Regions from separate parts of the Homo sapiens genome. Here region 2 is linked to region 1. The links are chromatin loops, found by intact Hi-C in ENCODE. Cell type or tissue: psoas muscle. All regions are shown on one strand. Links, peaks and the distances in the headings refer to the core of each region. The heading gives the core; the rest is flanking DNA.

What was found. A loop is a pair of places that touch in the nucleus more often than their neighbours do. Peaks named below come from ENCODE experiments on the same cell type or tissue, not always from the same donor. Only the 100,000 strongest peaks of a DNase experiment are listed, where the experiment ranks them.
Region 2: a loop joins it to region 1, with 3.0 times the contacts of the local background. A loop is called at or near these places in 1 of 110 quality-filtered maps.

What each region holds. Positions count from the first base shown.
Region 1 is chr18:21,205,256-21,215,755 of GRCh38, forward strand. No RefSeq gene overlaps it. Among named protein-coding and RNA genes, the nearest start is that of GREB1L, 32 kb to the right of the region's middle. In psoas muscle, for the core only: no CTCF peak of the experiment used is centred there; a DNase peak (open chromatin) is centred at 5,226.
Region 2 is chr18:21,309,130-21,319,629 of GRCh38, forward strand. All of the region lies in intron 1 of GREB1L (GREB1 like retinoic acid receptor coactivator), which reads left to right. Among named protein-coding and RNA genes, the nearest start is that of GREB1L-DT, 72 kb to the left of the region's middle. In psoas muscle, for the core only: no CTCF peak of the experiment used is centred there; no DNase peak of the experiment used is centred there.

The DNA.
Region 1 (10,500 bases), core at 4,131-6,630:
AATCAATGTGGTTTACTTGGCTCCTGGCCTCCTTATAATCAGCCAACACTTGGACACAGGAAGGGGAACATCACACACCGGGGCCTGCCGTGGGGTGGGGGGAGGGATAGGATTAGGAGATATACCTAATGTAAATGACGAGGTAATGGGTGCAGCACACCAACATGGCACGTGTATACATATGTAACAAACCTGCACGTTGTGCACATGTACTCTAGAACTTAAAGTATAATAAAAAAATTTAAAAAGACAAAAAAAAAATATAATCATCATAAAAATCCAACTAAAAAAAAAAGCAGCAGTCCCCGTTAAGAATTTCCAACAGGAGTAAAGCAGAAGCAAATAGATAAATTATGAAAAGTGAGTTTAACTATTGTCTGGAATATCTCCTATCCTTCCCTGACCTCCTCTTTCTACCAACCCTGTTCAAGTTCAGACTCTCATACCTCCTCCCTGGGTTATTGAATTAGGTTCTTTCTCATTTTCTTGCCTTCTTTTTTTCTCTATTCGATCCAATTTATATATTACTCCCAGATGATCTTCTTAAATTACAGCTAAGATCATATCAACTCCCTGTTCCAAATACCTAACCATTTTCCATCGGGTTCCAAAAGCTTTAATGTTGTATTCAAGGTCATCCAGAGGTCTGTCCTCAATTTCCTTCCCTGGCCTTGTTTCTCAGTACATCCTGCTTTCACTACATCAGATGAAATCATATCATACTTTCCTCACCAGACAAGATAAATATTTTTATCCCCAAAGCGTATAACCTCTCTGTCCTCAGGGTTCCCATAGTTTTCGTTTTAATCTCTCAGAGCAAATCACATTAACCATCACCCAAAAGCCCTCTTCCGCCAACTTGACAATAAGCAGTTTGAGGCATTGGATCTTGTTCATTTTGTATTTTCCACAGCACCAGTATAAACTTTTTTTTTTTGAGACGGAGTCTCACTCTGTCACCCAGGCTGGAGAGCAGTGGCTCGATCTCAGCTCACTGCCACCTCTGCTTCCTGGGTTCAAGCGATTCTCCTGTCTCAGCCTCCTGAGTAGCCGGGATTACAGGCACGCGCCACCACTCCCAGCTAATGTTTTGTATTTTTAGTAGAGATGGGGTTTCACCATGTTGGCCAGGATGGTCTTGATCTCCTGACCTTGTGATCCGCCCGCCTCACCCTCCCAAAGTGCTGGGATTACAGGCATGAGCCACCGTGCCGGGCCTAAACTTCTTTACTTTGGCTTTTATCAAAATAATACATGCCTATACTTGAAAGAACCAAGTAGTTCTTTCTCAAGGTTTATTAGGAAAAACAGCTATCCTTTACCACTTCTCCTCTTATCTAATAATTTTGATATTTACCTCTATCTAAATAATACACTTATACTGCTATTTTATGATTTGTCGGTTTTAGGCATTATGAATAAAACTGCATGAAGGAAGACAAATATTTAGATCTTTCCCCTCCCCTACATGTTCCCACAACATACTTGAGTTCTTCCTATCCTCCATCTTTCCAATACAGTTATAATTTTTGTCATATCCATATTACTTATTAATATATAAATGGCTGGGCGTGGTGGCTCATGCCTGTAATCTCAGCACTTTGGGAGGCCAAGGCGGGCGGATCACCTGAGATTGGGAGTTCCAGACCAGCCCGACCAACATGGAGAAACCCTGTCTGTACTAAAAATACAAAATTAGCTGGGCATGGTGGCACTTGCCTGTAATCCCAGCTACTCGGTGAGGCAGGAGGATTGCTGGAACCCTAGAGGTGGAGGTTGTGGTGAGCTGAGATAGCGCCATTGGACATCAGCCTGGGCAACAAGAGTGAAACTCCATCTCAAAAACAAAAAAAATGTAAATTATATAAGTATTATATTATAAAATTATTATATAAATAAGATGTATCTAACAAAGATAATGATATAAATAATATGGATCTAACTATACATATACATATTATGACTATGTAAATACTATTCACAGCTAAGCCATATAGGAAACTATAATTATTTAGTCTTTTCTGTATGACTCTTTATTTTCTCTAGTATTAATTATTGTGGAATGTCTTTCATTTGCCTTGTTATCTATATATAAATATTTTTTCACTAAGTCAACCCCCAAATCTCCACTAATTGTCTAAATCTCTTAATACATTCACATGTATCAGGTGTTTCATCAATTTAATCTTAAGAAGCTTTCCCTGTGTTTTCTGGCTTGTTCCAGTCTGGACCAATTGCCCTCTATCCCGGTAGATAGACATTGTCTTGGGCTATTTCTTCACCATCATTCTGAGAATTCTCTTGGCTTTTCTATTATGTTGGGCCTTTTGTTTCCTGTTTCTTTTTCTTTTTTAAAAAATTTTATTTATTTATTTATTTTTTTGAGATGGAGTCTCACTTGTGTCACCCAGGCTGGAGTACAGTGGCGCGATCTCGGCTCACTGCGAGCTCCGCCTCCGGGTTCACGCCATTCTCCTGCCTCAGCCTCCCAAGTAGCTGGGACTACAGGTGCCTGCCACCATGCGTGGCTAATTTTTTTTGTATTTTTAGTAGAGATGGGGTTTCACATGTTAGCCAGGATGGTCTCGATCTCTTGACCTCGTGATCCACCCGCCTCAGCCTCCCAAAGTGCTGGGATTACAGGTGTGAGCCACCGCACCCGGCCTGTTTCCTGTTTCTTACACCTTGCTTGTGATTTACTTCTTTGTTTTAATAAAGCACATTATCTGAGTTTCCTGAGAAAGAATACATGAAAGGTAAAGCTTTGAAACCTTTTGTGATTGAGAATGTCTTTATTTGACTCTCTCATTTGATTGATAGTTTAGCTTGGTCTAGAATTATCACTGGGAAATAATTTTCTTTCAGAAATTTGCAGGTATTTCCTTATTGTCTTCTAGATTCCAGTTATTTCTAGTGAGATGTATAAACCTATTCTGATTCTTGATCCTTTGTATATGACCTGCTTTTTCTAATAGCTTGTAGAATCCTGTCTTTATTCTTTATTGTAACACATTTCAAAATGATATGCTTTGGGGTGAGTCTATTTTTATTGATAGTGTTGGATATTTTCAATTGAAAATTTGAATCCTTCATTTCTAGAAATTTTTCTTGAATTATTTCTTTGATAATATTCTTCCTTTCATTTCTTTATCTAGAACTTCTGTTAGTTGTATGTTGATCTCTAGAACTGATCCTTTATTTTTCCTAACTCTTCTATTCAGTTTTCCATTTCTGGTTTTTTTTTTTTTAACCCTACTTTCTGGAAGAGTTTTTCAATTTTATTTTCCAGTGTTTCTACTTATATTTTTATTTATCTGAACACATTTTTAATTTCCAAGAGCTGTCTTTACATGATCCTGTTCTTTTATATATTCAATATCATCTCATCTCTCTAAAGATATTGATTTATTATTTGACATTTTCATTTCCACATGATATGGTTTGGCTCTGGGGCCCCACCCGAATCTCGTTTTGAATTGTAATCCCCACTGCAATTCAAAATGTCAAGGGAGGGACCTGGTGGGAGGCGATTGGATCATGGGGGTGGTTTCCCCCATGTTGTTCTTGTGATAGTGAATTCTCACAAGATCTGATGGTTTTATAAGAGTTTGACATTTCCTCCTTCACAGGCACTCTCTCGTTTGCCAGCGTGTAAGACATACCTGCTTCTGCTTCCGCCATGATTGTAAGTTTCCTGAGGCCTCCCCAGCCATGCAGAACTGTGAGTCAATTAAACCTCCTTTCTTTATACATTACCCAGTCTCGGTTAGTATCTTTATAGCAGTGTGAAAACAGACTAATAACACTATGAATAGCTCTGTTCTCTCCATATTTCTTTTTCCACTTTGTTTTGGTTTTTACCTTTTTTACCAGAGACTTTTCTCCAGTATTCGGTGGTCCTTGGTTATAAGTTCACATTCAAAAGAGGGACACTAAGAAGCCGACAGAAATCTTTGAGCACATGGGTAGGGCTTTAACAGAGGATGATCTGGCTGGATCAGTTATTTGGGGAATCGCTTTATGTGTACCTTTAGGTGTTTCCCTTGGAGGGTTAATTTTCCTCAGAGAAGATCTTCCAATCACCCTCCTGGAGGTTAATATCTAGATGTAGTGCCCTGTGAGCTTTAAAGGGGAAGAGGGCTTATAGGATTCAGCACAAAATTTACAAATATTCACTTAATACTTCTGCTTTAGACTAATACCCCCAACTACAGGTGTGCCTGTTGTGCTCACAGGCCAGGAACCTCTGTTTCACCTTTAAAGAATAAACCTCCATTATTTTGCGAGGTAAAAGGCAGTCATCCAGCTTTGTGGAATTGAAGAGGAGATCTGGGAATGTAACTACTTCATAGAGTTTCAACTTAGCCTTCTATTTTGAGCCCCAACTTCCAACTATAGCTGATGCCACCAATTCCTAAGTCTCTGGAAAATCCTTGTATATGTGTTTGCTTCCATGCTTTCCCGTTTGCCAGTTTAGACATTAGCTTTCTCAAATCTGCTAGATCCGTTGTCATATATCCATCTCTTTCCAGCTTCCAAAGTTTTGTTCCTGTTGTCTCCTTTCTGGTCCTTTATATCCCTATGGATTTCTGTCTTTTAAAAAAATCCCAGCTGGGCTTGGTGGCTCAGGCCTGTAATCCCAGCACTGTGGGAGGGTGAGGTGGGCAGATCGCGAGGTCAGGAGATCAAGACCATCCTGGGCAACATGGTGAAACCCCGTCTCTACTAAAAATACAAAAAAATTAGCTGGCTGTGGTGGTGCATGACTGTAGTCCCAGCTACTTGGGAGGCTGAGGCAGGAGAATTGCTTGAACCCAGGAGGCGGAGGTTTCAGTGAGCTGAGATCGTGCCACTGCACTCCAGCCTGGGTGACAGAGCAAGACTCCGTCTCAAAAAAAAAAAAAAATCCCTTTATTATTATGTTAATAGAGTTTCAATAGGATGCAAAAATAAATGAATGAGTGGAATTTGTCATTTTCATTCATAAGTTGACTTTGAAATGTTCTAGTCTCCTACAACTATATTATTTTATTTTTGCACACAACTAAATGTTGAATTTGGAGTTAAATTTCTCTTAGTGACCATGCTTCAGTTTATGGTATAAAATAAACCATTTATCTACCACTATGCCTTTAGTTTTAGTTTAGTCAGAAATCTGAGGAGCAAATTGCAACATAGAAGGGAACACACATCTGGCCTGGCCCTGGCCCTGGCCTTATCCTTCTAAATGTCTTTAACCTCCAAACTCTAGTGTGCCTCCGAGAACAAGGTGATCTTTCCAAGTGTGGCCTTGGCTGTTGGGAATAGGAAGCCAATTATATGAGTTTCATAGTCCAATAATTTTTTTCTTTTTAAAAAAAGACCTTTTTTTTAAATCTGCCTACTTTATTTGGTAAAACAACAACAACAAACAAAACCTTATTTTTTAGAGCAGTTTTAGGTTCACAGCAAAATTGAGAGGAAAGTACAGAGATTTCCCACACACCCCCTATCCCACATGTGTATAGTCTTGCCCATTTTTAACATCCCCCACCAGAGCGGTGCATTTGTTATCACTGATGAACCCACATTGATACATCATTATCATCCAGAAGTCCACAGTTTACATTAAGATTCACTCTTCGAGTACATTCTCTAGGTTTAGACAAATGTGTAATGACATGTAGCCATGATTATAGTAGCATACAGAGTAGTTTCACTGCCCTAAGACTCCTCTGTGCTGTTTATTCTTCCCTCCCTCCCCTCAACCCTTGGCAACCACTGATCTTTACTCTGTCTCCATAGTTTTGACTTTTCCAGAATGTGATATAGTTGGAATCTTATAACATGCAGCTCTTTCAGATTGGCTTCTTCTTTCACTTAGTAAAATGCATTTACATTTACTCTATATCTTTTTATAGCTTGATAGCTCATTTCTTTTCATCACTGAGTAATAATACATTGTCTGGATATACCACAGTTTATTTATCCATTCACCTCCTGAAGGACATCTTGCTTGTGTCCAAGTTTTGGCAATTAAAAATAAAGCTACTGGCCAGGCACAGTGGCTCACACCTGTAATCCCAACACTTTGGGAGTCCAAGGTGAGCAGATTTTTTGAGCCCAGGACTTTGAGACCAGCTTGGGCAACATGGCAAAACCTACCTCTACAAAAAAAAAAACAAAAACAAAACAAAACAAAAAACAAAACAAAAGTTAGCTGAGCATGCTGGCGTGTGCCTGTTTTCCCGGCTACTCAAGAGGCTGAAGTGGGAGGATTACTTGAGCCCAGAAAGTTGCGGCTACAGTAAGCCGTAATTGTACCACTGCATTCCAGCCTGGGGCCACAGCAAGACCCTGTCTAAAAAAAAAAAAAGAGAAAAGAAGGAGAAGAAGGAAGAGGAGGAGGAGAAGGAAGGAAGAGGAGGAGGAAAGAAAGAGGAAGGAAGGAAGGAATGAAGGAAGGAGAGAAGAGGAAGAGGAGGAAGAGGAAGAAACGGAGGAAGAAGAAGAAGAAAGAAGAAAGAAGAAGGAAGAAGACGACTATAAACATTTGTGTACGGTACTTATTTGTTATTTGTATATCTTCTTTGCTCTGGTGACTTAAGATCTTTGAGCTATTTTTTAATCAGGTAATTTGTTTTCTTATTGTTGAGTTTTAAGAGTTCTTTGTATATTTTGGATAACAATCCTCTACCAGGTATATTTTTTGAAAATATTTTCTCCCAGTCTATGGCCTGTCTTCCCGTTCCTGTAACAGTGTCTTTCACAGAGCAAAACATTTTAATTTTAATGAAGTCTAGCTTATCAATTCTTTCTTTCATGAATCACAACTTTGGTGTTGCATCAAAAATTTATCATGAAACCTGAGGTCACCTAAATTTTCTCCTATGTTGTCTTCTAAGAGTTTTATGGTCTTGTGTTTTTCAAGTCTGTGATCCATTTTGAGTTAATTCTTGTGGAGGGTGTTAAGATCTGTGTCTAGATTCAAGTTTCTGAATGTAGATGTTCGGTTCTAGTACCATCTGTTGGAAAGTCTATCTCTATTGTATTGCCTTTGCTTCTTTGTCAAAGAACAGTTGACTGTATTCATGTGGGTCTCTTTCTGGGCTCTCTGTTCTGTTCCATTGATCTGTTTGTCTATTCTTTATCAATATCATGCTGGCTTGATTACTGCAGTTTTGTAGTAAGTCTTGAAGTCACATAGTGTCATTTCTCCAATTTGTTCTTTTCCTTCAATATTGTGTTGCCTATTCTGGGTCTTTTGGCTTTTGGCTCTCCATATCAACTTTTTTTTTTTTTTTTGAGATGAAGTCTCGCTCTACTCCCTCGGCTGGAGTGCAGTGGTGCTATCTCGGCTCACTGCAGCCTCCGCCTCCCAGGTTCGGGCGGTTCTCCTGCTTCAGCCTCCCAAATAGCTGGGATTACCAGCATGCGCTTCCACACCCGGCTAATTTTTGTATTTTTAGTAGAGACGGGGTTTCCCCATGTTGGCCAGGCTGGTCTTGAACTCCTGACCTCAAGTGATCCACCCTCCTCAGCCTCCCAAAATGCTGGGATTACAGGCATGAGCCACTGTGCCTGGCTCCCATATCAACTTTCAAATCAGTTTGTCAAAATCCACAAAATAATTTTCTGGGATTTTTACTGGACTTGCCATGAATCTATAGATCAAGTTGGGAAGAACTTAATAGCTTGACAATACTGAGTCTTCCTATCCATGAACATGAAATAATCTCTGTATTCATTTAGTTCTTTAATTTATTTCATTAGAGTTCTGCAGTTTTCCTAATATAAACCTTGTACATATTCTGTTAGATTTAAAATTAATTATTTCATTTTGGGGGGTGCTAATGTAAATGATACTGTGTTTATTTTTTGCTTGTTCTTTTTTTGTTTTTTTTTGTTTTGTTTTGTTTTGTTTTGAGACAGAGTCTCACTCTGTCACCCAGGCTGGATGGAGTGCAGTGGTGCAATCTTGGCTCACTGCAACCTCCGCCTCCCGGGTTTAAGCAATTCTCCCACCTCAGCCTCCAGAGTAGCTGGGATTATGGGCATGTGCCACCACGTGCAGCACCACGAGACAGGGTTTCGGCCTGTTACCCAGGCTGGTCTCGAACTCCTGGGCTCAAGCAGTCTGCCCACCTTGGCCTCCCAAAGTGCTGGGATTACAGGCATGAGCCACCTGTTACTAACTTCTAGTGTAATCCCACGGTAATCTGAGAGCAGATATTGTATGATTTCTTTTCTTTTAAATTTGTTCTCACGCCTGTAATCCCAGCACCTTGGGAGGCCGACACGGGCACATCACGAGGTCAGGAGATGGAGACCATCCTGGCTAACACGGCAAAACCCCGTCTCTACTAAAAATACAAAAAAAAATTAGCCGGGCGTGGTGGCAGGCGCCTGTATAGTCCCAGCTACTCGGGAGGCTGAGGCAGGAGAATGGTGTGAACCCGGGAGGTGGAGCTTGCAGTGAGCCGAGATCACGCCACTGCATTCCAGCCTGGGCAACAGAGCAAGACTCTGTCTCAAAAAAAAAAAAAATTGTTAAGGTGTGTTTTATGGCCCAGAATATGATCTACCTTGGTGAAGGCTTTCTCCACATGAACTTGAGAAGAATGTGTATTCTGTTATTGCTGGAGGAAGTAGTCTATAGATGTCAGTCATATCCAGTTGACTGATGGTGTTTTTTGAGCTGAGATTCAACCCAGGGAATCTGGTTTCTATAGTTGCTGGTAGCCTATAGTCCCAGCTACTTGAAAGGCTGAGGTGGGAGGATTACTTGAGCCCAGGAGTTCAAGATAGGAAGTCTGGTTCCAAAATTCCATGCACCTACCTACTTCACTATGTTGCCTCCTGGGGGATTGATTTCTCTCAGTTTATTTCATAATTTTAGAGGTAACCACTTTAGCTGGAATTTTAACATTTCATTTGTATCTTGTAGCTAGCTACTGTGTGAAAGACAACATGGAATGAAATACAACAAGGCATTTCTGTTTCGAGTTCATCTTCTCAAATTGTTTTTATTGTAAAGAGAAATTAATTATCATTTTAGCTTGTGATAAAAGGATAAAAATTAAATGTCATCACTGCTGAATAGTTCAGCTTGCTATAATTTATAATTTATTTGTAATATAAATAGATAAGTATGATCAGCTCTACTTACTTGACTAGCCTCATCTCGCTCTGCTCTTCAGAGCATATTAGCTGCCTTTCTGTTCCTGTTCCCCTGCCTGTAACTCCTACATACTTCAGGTCTCAGCCTAAATTATCAATTCCTCAAGAAATTTGTCACTGCCTTTCCAATATAAATTAGACTTATCTGATATCTGTTTTTCTAGCTCTATGTTTTTCTCTGATGACTCATACTGTAATTATAATCATGTTGTTCTTTGTATGTCTGTGTCTGCTGTCACTTTTTTTTTTTTTTTTTTGAGACAGAGTTTCATTCTGTCACCCAGGCTGGAGTGCAATGGTGCGATCTCAGCTCACTGCAACCTCTGCTTCCCAGGTTCAAGCGATTCTCCTGCCTCAGCCTCCTGAGTAGCTGGGATTAAAAGCGCCCGCCACCACACCCGGCTAATTTTTGTATTTTTAGTAGAGACGGGGTTTCTCACTGTTGGCCAGGCTGGTCTCGAACTCCTGACCTCAGGTGATCTGCCCGCCTCGGCCTCCTAAAGTGCTGGGATTACAGGCGTGAGCCACCGGGCCCGGCCTGCTATTGCTTTTAAACTCGACAGGCATCTTGATTATTTATGCACTGTTTTATCCCCGGCACCTAACACAGGGCCTAGCACATAGTAAGCACTTTGTTTTCTTTTTGTTAATAAACTGCATCCGTGTAATTAATAACTCTAAAGCTAATAAGTCAAATTATTGATCTGAGCATGCCAAATGGGTAAAATGGAAAATTGAGCAAATTTATTTATAGGCCACTAAGACAACCATATCTTAAAGGTAATTTTTAAAAAGCAATAGCCCAGTGATTGAAAGTATGGGTGCTTATATACCTTTTCGCCTTGTAGCAATCAAGAATTGGGGCATGTAAAATGATTAACACAATATTGTCTGAAACTGAAAAGGACAGCCTGCCTCCTTTGCCTGGAATGCTGCCTTTCCTTTAATGTTCAACTCCTGTTGTATTTTCTTCATGAAGTCTTCTTGTAAGACTGAAACGCCCAGTGACTTTTCCTCCCTCTCTGAATTTCTGTTACATTTAAAAGTCCAAGGCCCCAAAGTCAGCACTAGATCCTATAGCCTGCCTTGTATTGTCCACAGCTGCTTTCAATGTTAGTCTTATCTCATCTTATTAGATTGTAAATTCCTGGAAGGGAGGAAACATACCTTTATACCTCTTCTATAATCCCATGGCGCCTAAAGCAGTGCTGAGAACATGCTGTCTGCACAATGAGCACTCATTGAGTTGTCTGTAGGCAAAAACAATTAATCTGACAGTTTGCAGTTTGTGGGTCATGGGTGTGTTTGAATCTTTTCAGCACGGAGCTTGCTCTCCAACTA
Region 2 (10,500 bases), core at 4,875-7,374, 100 kb after region 1:
GTAGTTAAATAGACTGGGACATTGTCTTTAAAAAGTTTCTTCACTATAGGGCAACTCTTAAGGCTGTTGGCCACATTTTAGGAAAACCTGCTTTGTATAGTTGAGTTGTATCCACCAGAACCTTAGGCTGTAGACTTTTCCCTACATGGCTGTCAATGCCTGCTAACCCAGAAGAGCTGTTCAGTCAGAAGACACAGTATCAGGCATGTTAAAAAAGATCTGACACTCCCTATTCTGTCCGTGTGAGTGCCCCTGCCCAGTTGGGAAGGCCTCACGGTCATCTTTAGCATCATTATGTGAGAGTGTTTTGGCAGCCCTGCATGTCGTATTCTGAACAAGAGACATCATCACTCTGTACTACAGCCAGAATGCTACACTACAACTGGGGCACTGCACGATGCTGTTTGAGTGATCTAAGGGCCATGGGGGTAGCCAGAAGAAAATCTACTACTGCACCTTACGAAATGACTAGGACCTGTTATAAAAAAGTAAAAGTCATAATCAGCCTTTTACCCTCTGGCCTTTTTCCCTTACTTTGTCCCCTGTAACCTGCCCTAAATATATTTCTCCCATTTTCTCTCTCAATTCATCTTGCCCCTTCTCTGTGGGTGAGCAAAACATAACCCATAGCTGTATGGTTTCATCCAAATCACGGTCTAGCAATGTCTGGAGACATTTTTGGTTGTCACACTGAGGGAGTGCTACTGGAATTAGTGGGGAGAGGACAGGGATACTGCTAAAAACATCCTGCAATGCACAAAACAGCCCCCCATCCCCTCCCCACACACACTGTGAAGACTTATCTAGCCCCAAATCTCAATAGTTCTAAGGTTGAGAAACCCTAATCTAGACCTTAACCTGTCCAGTAGAACTTTCTGTGATGATAAAAATGTTCTATACAGTAGTCATTACTATAGGTAGCAGTTGAGCACTGGAAATGTGGCTAGGGCAACTGAGAAACTGAATTTTTAATTTAACTTTTATTTAAACAGCTGCACTCTAGCTAGAGGCAACCATACTAGACAGTGCAAATCTAGACCATGTATCCTGTCTAAATACCTTGGTTTACAAATGTTGGGCAGAAAAGGTTGGTAACTGAGAGAAGAGAGGACCGATGAAGGAGTTTAGAGGAAGCTGCAAGGTAAGTGTATCTTCAAGAAGCCATGAGACTCATCAAGTGCTGTAATCCCAGCACTTTGGGAGGCAGAGACAGGAGAATCACTTGAGCCCAAAAGCTCAAGGCTGCTGCATTTTTTTACATGAAAAATACCTATTTTCTAAAAGAAGAAATGTAATGACAAAGATATAATTGTTTTATATTTTTTGCAAGTCCTTTTCATGTCTGACTTACTAGAAAACAACTGGGTTCTCATATCTGCTTCTGCATTCAATGTAACATGTCATGTAGCCTCTGGAAAACTCTTCTGTATACTCATGAGAGAATGAGTGAAAAAGATAAATTCCATCTTAATGTTATGATTAAAACAGTTTTGACTTTACCGACACCCTGAAAGGATCTCAGATACCCCCACAGGTCCCTATATCATACTTTGAGAACTACTGCTAAACCGAAAAGTAGGCTGCAAAATTTTATTGATTTCATATTCTATTACTAAGAGTTTGACATTTCCATCATTAGTAATCATTCTCTCTGCTATACTGTTATGTTAAATACGTTGTTAAAAAAATAGAAAAAAATTTTAAGTTTGAAATTAGAAACATGAATAAGAGTTAAACATTTTTTCTTCCTGCACCTCAAGTGCTGTCTTGCACAACGCACACCTCCTTGGAGACCCATTATTGTAGAGGATGAAGTCTTTGAATGTAAGGCCTTTGGGTTTGGTGAGTAGAGGGCCTATATCACCAAACTTTGAGAAAACAATATCTATAAAATGGTGATTGTAGAAGTAATGTTTACAAGGAGTGACAGGAGTGATGGAGGGTGAGGAAGTTGAGATAAACTACTTTAACACTTGGTGAGGGACAGAGGACAATAGTTGATTTTCCAGGCAAGGACTAAGCCGAAGTTACACTTGAATCAAGACACTTTGAAAGAGCCAGTTATCAATGCAAGCATTAGTTATTTTGACTTCTCTCACAAGAGTAAAATAAACAAAACTGTAATGTCTTTGACAGTGGGGTGATAAATGCCTCAAAGCAAATTACACATAAAATTTGGAGATATTCTGACAGTGGTGTTTTTGTAACAGAGTCAGACAATATAAATAGTTAATAGGGGTATAGAGGTTTATTCTAAGTTGGTCAGAACAAGTTATTCCAATGGTTTTGGATTGGCATCACCAGGCAGGAGTGACCACTCCTTTAGCAGATGGGTGTTCCTCTTTGCAAATGAACATATTTCCACAAATGAGTCGTTGAAGATAATCCTCTGAAAAATGTTAAATTTTGCCCTAAGCGGCACCCGTCCATCTGCCTACTCAATGTATCTTTCCCTCCAGGTACATGTGCTGCTCAATATGGAAACATTATTCTAAAGATACTATGCGCTGCAGGATACCACCTAATTTCCAGAAACAGCTTGGTTATATTGGGTTGGTGCAATCGAATATAACCTGGCTATATTAGGTTTTGCCATTAAAAGTAATGGCAAAAATCTCAATTAATTATAGCATGCTGAGATGACAAGCATGTGGAAATGTATACATTTTTTCTGGCCACTCTCAATGGCAGAGAGGTTTTTTTTTAACTTTTATTTTAGGTTCAAGGGTACATGTGCAGGTATGTTATATAGGTAAACTCATGTCACGGGGGTTTGTTGTACGGATTATTTCATCGCCCAGGTACTAAGCCTAGTACCCAATAGATATTTTTCCTGATCCCATCCCCCTCCCACCTTCCACCCGCAAGTAGGCCCCAGTGTCTGTTGTTTCCCTCTTTGTGTCCATGAGTTCTCATCATTTAGCTCCCACTTATAAGTTAGAACACGTGGTATTTGGTTTACTGCATTACTCTGCTAAGGATGATGGCCTCCAGCTCCATCCATGTCCCTGCAAAGGACATGATCTCATGCTTTTTCATGGCTGCATGGTATTCCATGGTGTATGTTTAACACATTTTCTTTATCCAGTTCTACCATTGATGGGCATTTAGGTTGAGTCCATGTCTTTGCTATTGTGAATAGTGCTTCAGTGAACATTCACGTGCATGTGTCTCTATGATAGAATGATTTATATTCCTTTGGGTATATTCCCAGTAATGAAATTGCTGGGTCAAATGGCAGTTCTGTTTTTAGCTGTTTCAGGAATCGCCACACTGCTTTTCCACAGTGGTCGAAGTAATTCACACTCACACCAACAGTGCAAAGGCATTTTATTTTTTCTGCAACCTCACTAGCATCTGTTATTTTTGCCTTTTAGTAATAACCATTCTTTTTTTATTCTTTATTTTATTTATTTATTTATTTATTTATTTATTTATTTTTTGAGACAAAGTCTCGCCCTGTCGCCAGGCTGGAGTGCAGTGGCATGATCTCGGCTCACTGCAACCTCCGCCTCCCGGGTTCAAGTGATTCTCCTGCCTCAGCCTCCCGAGTAGCTGTGACTACAGGCGCATGCCACCATGCCCAACTAATTTTTGTATTTTCAATAGAGATGGGGTTTCACCATGTTGGCGAGGATGGTCTTGATCTCTTGAGTTTGTGATCCGCCCACCTTGGCCTCCCAAAATTCTGGGATTACAGGTGTGAGCCACTGCACCCGGTCCAGTAATAACCATTCTGACTGGTGTGAGATCATATCTCATTGTGGTTTTGATTTGCATTTTTCTAATGATCAGTGATACTGAGATTTTTTTCACATGCTTGTTGGCTGCATGTATGTCTTCTTTTCAAAAGTGTCTGTTCATGTCATTTGCCCACTTTTTAATTGTTAAAGTTACTTATAGATGCTGGATATTAGACCTTTGTCAGATGCATAGTTTGCAAAAATGGTCTCCCGTTCTGTAGGTTGTCTGTTTACTCTGTTAGTTTCTTTTGCTGTGCAGAAGCTAACAGAGAAGATTTTAATATTTTTTAAAATATTAAAAAATATTAAATATTTTTATTTAATATTGCTGGTAGTAGAATTTTGGTGACTAAGAAAGAAAAATAAGAGCCAGGAAGGTAATCGCCATACAAAATCATGTAGGCAACTATGTCTACTTCACCAACTCTGAAAAGTCCATTTTGGGTGCTTTAACATGTATTATACAATATGAAGACAATAGCAAGCAATATTTTATTGAGTACTTACTAAAAGCCAATTATTGTTATGAGCTAACTCCTGTTACCTCATTTAATCCTTAAGACAACCTGGCAAGGTCACTGGTATTGTCAGCATTTTGCAGAAGATGAGGCTCTGAGAGGTAAAGAAATGTAGACAAGGTTGCCCAGCTAATGAGGGGCAAAGGAGGAGTGCAAGTCCACAGATGCAGAATCTTCTCTTTCACCCCATGATGTAGGACAGCCATACCAGCAGTGACTTAAAACAACAGAGCATTTCAAGACATTTGTTTTTGGTTTGTAGTTTTTCTAATGTAATTTGATAACTAGCTAATCATACCAACACAAAAAAAGAAGGTATCTGGGTTTTAAATACTTTCTCCTCCCATTTGTCTTTCCGCTAAAACTCAAAAACAAAAAACAAAAACATCTTGTGTCAAACCACATTTCTTAGAATCTGCCAAAGTACTTGGCTCAGGTTTATGTTCTTTCCCAAAGCCAAATTACTCTGCTGTTTCCTCATCTTTACAAAGAATAAAAAACAACAGTGGTAGCTTCTTTTATTTCTCTTTACTCACTGTTTGTATGGGTTTTTTCCCTCCTAGACATGAATTTTAATTTTTTTAAGTAAACGAAATAACTGTTGACCAATCTCTTGCTTATCCTACTGTCAAAAAGTGGGCATTCTTTTCCCTGACTGGCTATAGCAAAAACAATAAGAGAATTTCTGCAGAAGTGATTACCTGGTACCTAGGAATTATTTGTCTTGCCTGTTCACCTGCTCTTCCTGTATCTGCTATTAGTGACTTTTCACCAAGGTGGCCTAAGTATTGTGGTTCAAACTCCAAGTTGCTATGGTGAGGATGCTTCTATTCTTTGCTACAGTTTCTTTATAATGCTTGCTCCTTACACATCCCATTCCTAGGATCTCAGATGTGATGGAAGATAGTTTAGGATATAGTTTAGATAGTTTAGGAAGACCCCATTGGTTTTGTGTGAAAGCGTGGAAACTTTCACAGTTTCCACACTTTCACACGAGGTCAAAAATGATTAACTACTGTTTCATAAGCCCACAGCACCTGAAACAAGGTCTGCTTGACACATAGTAGGCACTTGATAAGTGTCTGTTGAATAGGAAATGATGGTAGCTTGATTAAGATGTCAGCAGGAACATCAAAACAAGGCCAGGGCATCTGACTTGTGAAATGGGGAAGAAGAACTTATTACAGATTTATGACTTCGTATTTCCTAATTCCCTGTTTCATGGTTTGTATTTTGTGACAATTTTAGATCATGGATAGGCAAACTTTCTCTAAAGGGCCAGACAGTACATATTTTAGGCTTTGTAAGCCAATCATCTATGGTCCGTGTTGCAGTTACTTAACTCTGCAGTGTTAATGTGAAAGCAGCTCTAGACAATATGAAAATGAATGAGCATGGCTGTGCTCCAAAAATATTTTATTTACAAAAATAGCCTATAGGCTAGATTTGGTGGGAGAGCATGGTTTACCCATCCTTGATTTTAAGGGTGGAAATTTAATGGACCTCAGATCAAAAGATACTAGGTGAGTCAGCTTCCTGTCTTGAAACAAAATGAGCACATGTAAAAGTCTTTAGGCTTTGCCTTTGTAACCATTAATGTAGGTCAGTGGATTTGGCATGTAGGTAGAGGGTAGAGAGGTAAGGATTACATTCAGTAAGATCTGCTTATAATCTATTAGTTTAAGGTATTTATTTATTTATTTATTTTTATTTTTTGAAGATGAGGTCTTACTCTGTCACCCAGGCTGGAGTGTAGTGGCATGGTTATGGCTCACTTTAACGTCAAACTCCAGGGCTCAAGCAATCCTCCCACTTCAGTCTCCCAAGTAGCTGGGACTACAGGCACGCACCACCATGTGCAGCTAATTTTTAAATTATTTTGTAGAGATGGGGTTTCACTATGTTGCGCAGGCTGGTCTTGAATTCCTAGGCTCAAGTGATCCTCCCGCCTCAGCCTCTCAAAGTGCTGGGATCACAGGCATGAGCTACCACGCCCAGCTTAGTTTAAGACATTGATCATTAAGAATTTTTGCCCTTTGGCCCAGTAATTTTTCATCTCAGAGTATGTCATAAGAAATAATCAGCAATAAAGGCAAATATTTATGTACAGATGTTCAACACATATCATTTTAAATAAAAATTTAGGAATCATTTAAATGTTCAGCATTAGAGGAATGGTAAAGTCTATTATGATGTATTTACATAAAAATATGTATCTGTTACCAGCCTCCTCCCAGCATTTTTGTGGCCCAGGGCAAGAGGACACAGGGAGGCCTACTAATATATGTCTAAATATTTTAAAGTTATAAATCAAGCTAACAGACTGCTAAAGTACGTTTCATCCTTCTGCTTGGACAAATACGCCTTCTTAATGACCTGGAAGGCCAGGTTTAAATCCAGAATTCTCAGACTCTTTGGAATTCCCTGTTGGAATGTGGTGGCTTGAGGAGAGGCAGCCAGCCTGCTCCGCCTCCCAGCTCTGTTTCAGCCCCGCAGCAAGAGGAGCCTTACACAACCCGCACATCGAAGTCCATCAACACTCTGTGACCCGACCCTCCCCCCTGTGGGCCTGGGGTGCACACAGTGCTGTGCAGTCTGCCCTCGGGGATAGGCCTGAGGAAGGAGGCTAAGCAGCACCTTTTCATCGTGGCATTTCAGGACTCCAAGTACTGTGAGAATTGGTCTAGAAGGATGGCTCAGACTCTATGGAGATAACCTTTTTCTCTGTGTACCCGCCCATCACATGATGAGGAAAGGAGCCAGAGGAGGGCCACAGTGAGGCTGCTTTAAAACACAGGGTCCAGGGCAAGGGAGCATTTGCCTGGTTTTATTTTTTGTTTATTGTTTATTTTTTGATATAGGGTCTCATTCTGTCGCCAGGCTGGAGTACGTTGGCATTATTTATTGGCAAAAGTAGGGCATGAGCAATTTCCTTTTGTACCAATCTTTGTCTAAGTGGTAGAAGATAGATCTGGCTCAAATTATAAAAACTCAAAGAAGGTACAATGTTATATTAGAATACTCTTGAGGTTACAACTGAAATTTGTCTCCCAGATCTTTTTGTCTCTGCCAAATAGCAGTGACGCATTTCAAAGGCACCTGAAGAGATGAAGCTAGAATTAACAGGCAGAACATCAAGCACAGAGATGGTTATTCCTGTTTTATCCACATGCTTTTGTGCTCTTGGAACTTTCTGAGCTTGCCTTTTCCCATGTTACCTGGCTGTAAAAACCACTTCCTTGCTATTGGGCTGTTGCAAAAGATAATAGATAATAGTTTCAGAAGTTGTTTTAAGTTGTTGAAAATAAAGTATCTGTATAAATACAAAGTTGTATTGTCACCAGTGTTACCATGATTTATGACTATGTCTTTTTTTTTTTTTTTTTTTTTTGAGACGGAGTCTTGGTCTGTCGCCCAGGCTGGAGTGTGGCATGATCTTGGCTCACTGCAACCTCTGCCTCCCAGGTTCAAGCAATTCTCCCTGCCTCAGCCTCCGGAGTAGCTGGGATTACAGGCACGGGCCACCATGCCTGGCTAATTTTTGTATTTTTTAGTAGACACGGGGTTTCGTTGTGTTGGCCAGCTTGGTCACGAACTCCTGACCTCAGGTGATCCGCCTGCCTTGGCCTCCCAAAGTGCTGGGATTACAGGTGTAAGCCATCGCGTCTGGCCAGGAGTCTTCTTTTCTAATATATTTTTTTAAATCTCCTATCCAAGCGGGTGCCGTGTTACGTGCCTATAATCGCAGCTATGCAGGAGGATCCCTTCAGCCCGGAGGTTCAAGGCCAGCCTGGGCAACATAGTGAGACCTGTCTCTAAAAATCAATCAATGGATTAATCAATCAATTCAATCAAAAGATCCCCTATCTAAAGTTATACAATGTTAAAAAAAATTGCAAACTCATTATACAATAAGTTTGTGATTGTAGGCCTGGCGCAGTAGCTCACACATATAATCCCAGCACTTTGGGAGACAAAGGTGGGTAGATTACTTGAGCCCAGGAGTTCAAGACCAGCCTGGGCAACGTGGCGAAAATGTGCCTCTACAAAAAAAATACTAAAATTAGCCAGGCATGGTGGCATGCACCTGTAGTCCCAGCTACTCAGGAGGCTCAGGCAGGAGGATCACTTGAGCCCAGGAGGCAGAGGTTGTAGTGAGCCAAGATTGCACCACTGCACTCCAGCCTGGGCAACAGAGTGAGACCCTTTCTCAATCAATTAATCAATAAATGTGCAAGTATAAAAAAAATTTAGTTTATCAAGTATCTTTTATGTGACTAAGAAGTATGATCTGCTGCTCATTTTCCTCACAGCTATGAACTAAAAGCCAATGAGCTGACCTGCAGTCAGTTTCAGCTCTGCTGCTTACATCTGGGTAACCTCAGTCAAGTCCCCAATCCTGCTGATCTGTTTCCTCAGTTAGAAAATGAGGATAAATCTGCCAGGCACGGTGGCTCACACCTGTAATCCCAGCACTTTGGGAGGCCAAGGCGGGTGGATTGCCTGAGGTCAGGAGACCAGTCTGGCCAACATGGTGAAACCCCATCTCTGTTAAAAATACAAAAAAATTAGCCGGGTATGGTGGCATGTGCCTGTAATCCCAGCTACTCCGGAGGCTGAAGCAGGGGAATTGCTTGAACCAGGGAGGTGGAGGTTGCAGTGAGCTGAGATCATGCCACTGCACTCCAGCCTGGGCAACAGAGTGAGATTCCGTCAAAAAAAAAAAAAAAAAAAACAAAGAGAGAAAGAACAGAAAGAAAATGAGAATAGCCTCCTGGATTGGTGTAAGAGTTCAATGAGATGCTGCTGTGAAAATACCCATTTCAGAACTTGGTATGTAGAAAGTATTCAACAAATGTCTAGAGAATCTAAATCTGTTTGATCAGGCCACAGCAAAAGAAGGATGATAAGGATAAAAACAGCAAGTAATAGTAGACTAGTCCTTAAATTCAGATGAAAACCCCTGGTATCTTATAGGTTTTTCGGATTTTGTTTTTCTTTTCCTCCCAGGTGGGACCTTAAAGACTCTTCCTTATCCTTTCTTAATTCTTTTCATTATGTGCCTCTTAAAAATTGGTCTAGATTCTTCCAAGGATAATGCGATCTTCACAACAGGGCCCACATCTATGGGTCAAAACCCAGTCATAATTGGTCTGTACCTTCTAATATCTACAATTTTGAAAATTTTAAATAATGTAAATCCAGTGAGTATGAAACTCAGATACATTTTCATGCATATTCTATACTCTACCTTCCTAAAGAGGAAGTCACTGGTAAATATGCCAGTATAAGAAATGTATTCCAAAAACAATCTGTGAGATGTGTCAGACTCAGATTATAGTGACAGCTCTTTTAACCTTGTAGGAGTCACCAGGGCTCTCCTTCCCATATATAAAACATGCGTAACAGATGCCCACTGACCAAGAAGAGCTGGGAAAGTGAAGATCTGAAAGGAGGACTCAGAGGATCACAGGGTCGCTAACCAGTCATCCTGAAACACTGGTGTGAGTGAACAGTAGGAACTTTGTGGAAGCTGAGTGTGGCCTGCTCTGGAAGAAGGACTTCACCGCATGGAGAGGTCTATGGGGAGCTGCTTAGCCCCCGTGTAGCTGCCTCTGTGAATGCGCAGCCAGTAACTGGTGGTGGGCCTGGAGTCCCTCTTGGCCAACAGTCAGGAAGAAAACCTAGATGTGGAAGAGAGGAGAGCAAGAACAAGCAGATATCCATTCTGGCACCAGTGACCATTTGTCAGTTTTTAACTGAAGCAATATTCTAAGGGTAATGGCTGTTTCTTCACTTCCAGTTCCAAATCTCACGCCAACCTCTTCCATACCTACAAAGTCTAATTCAAAATCATACAGAGAAGGGGAAACATATTTCCTAGGTTAACCAAATTGACGAAGCCCAATCCTGCACATCCACTTTAACTCTTTCTTTCGGTTAACCAACCAATTGTAGATCCCAATCATGCCAAATTAAAAGGCTTTTCCTATTATTTATTCTCCTATCTACATTTCAAGTATGTTGATAAATGTTAGGAAATTATGCCGGAAGGCCCTATACTCTTATATTGTATTTTCAGAGTTAATAAACAAAAGTTAGAATGTTTTAGTTTTAGAATTAGTGTAATTAGCTGGATAGAATTTCCAATTTTAGTTACAGAGAAAAGTTAGTATGTTTTCCCTTTTTCTCAGAGATCTTAAAAAGGCAACTAGGAAAAAGAGAAACAGATGTTAAAC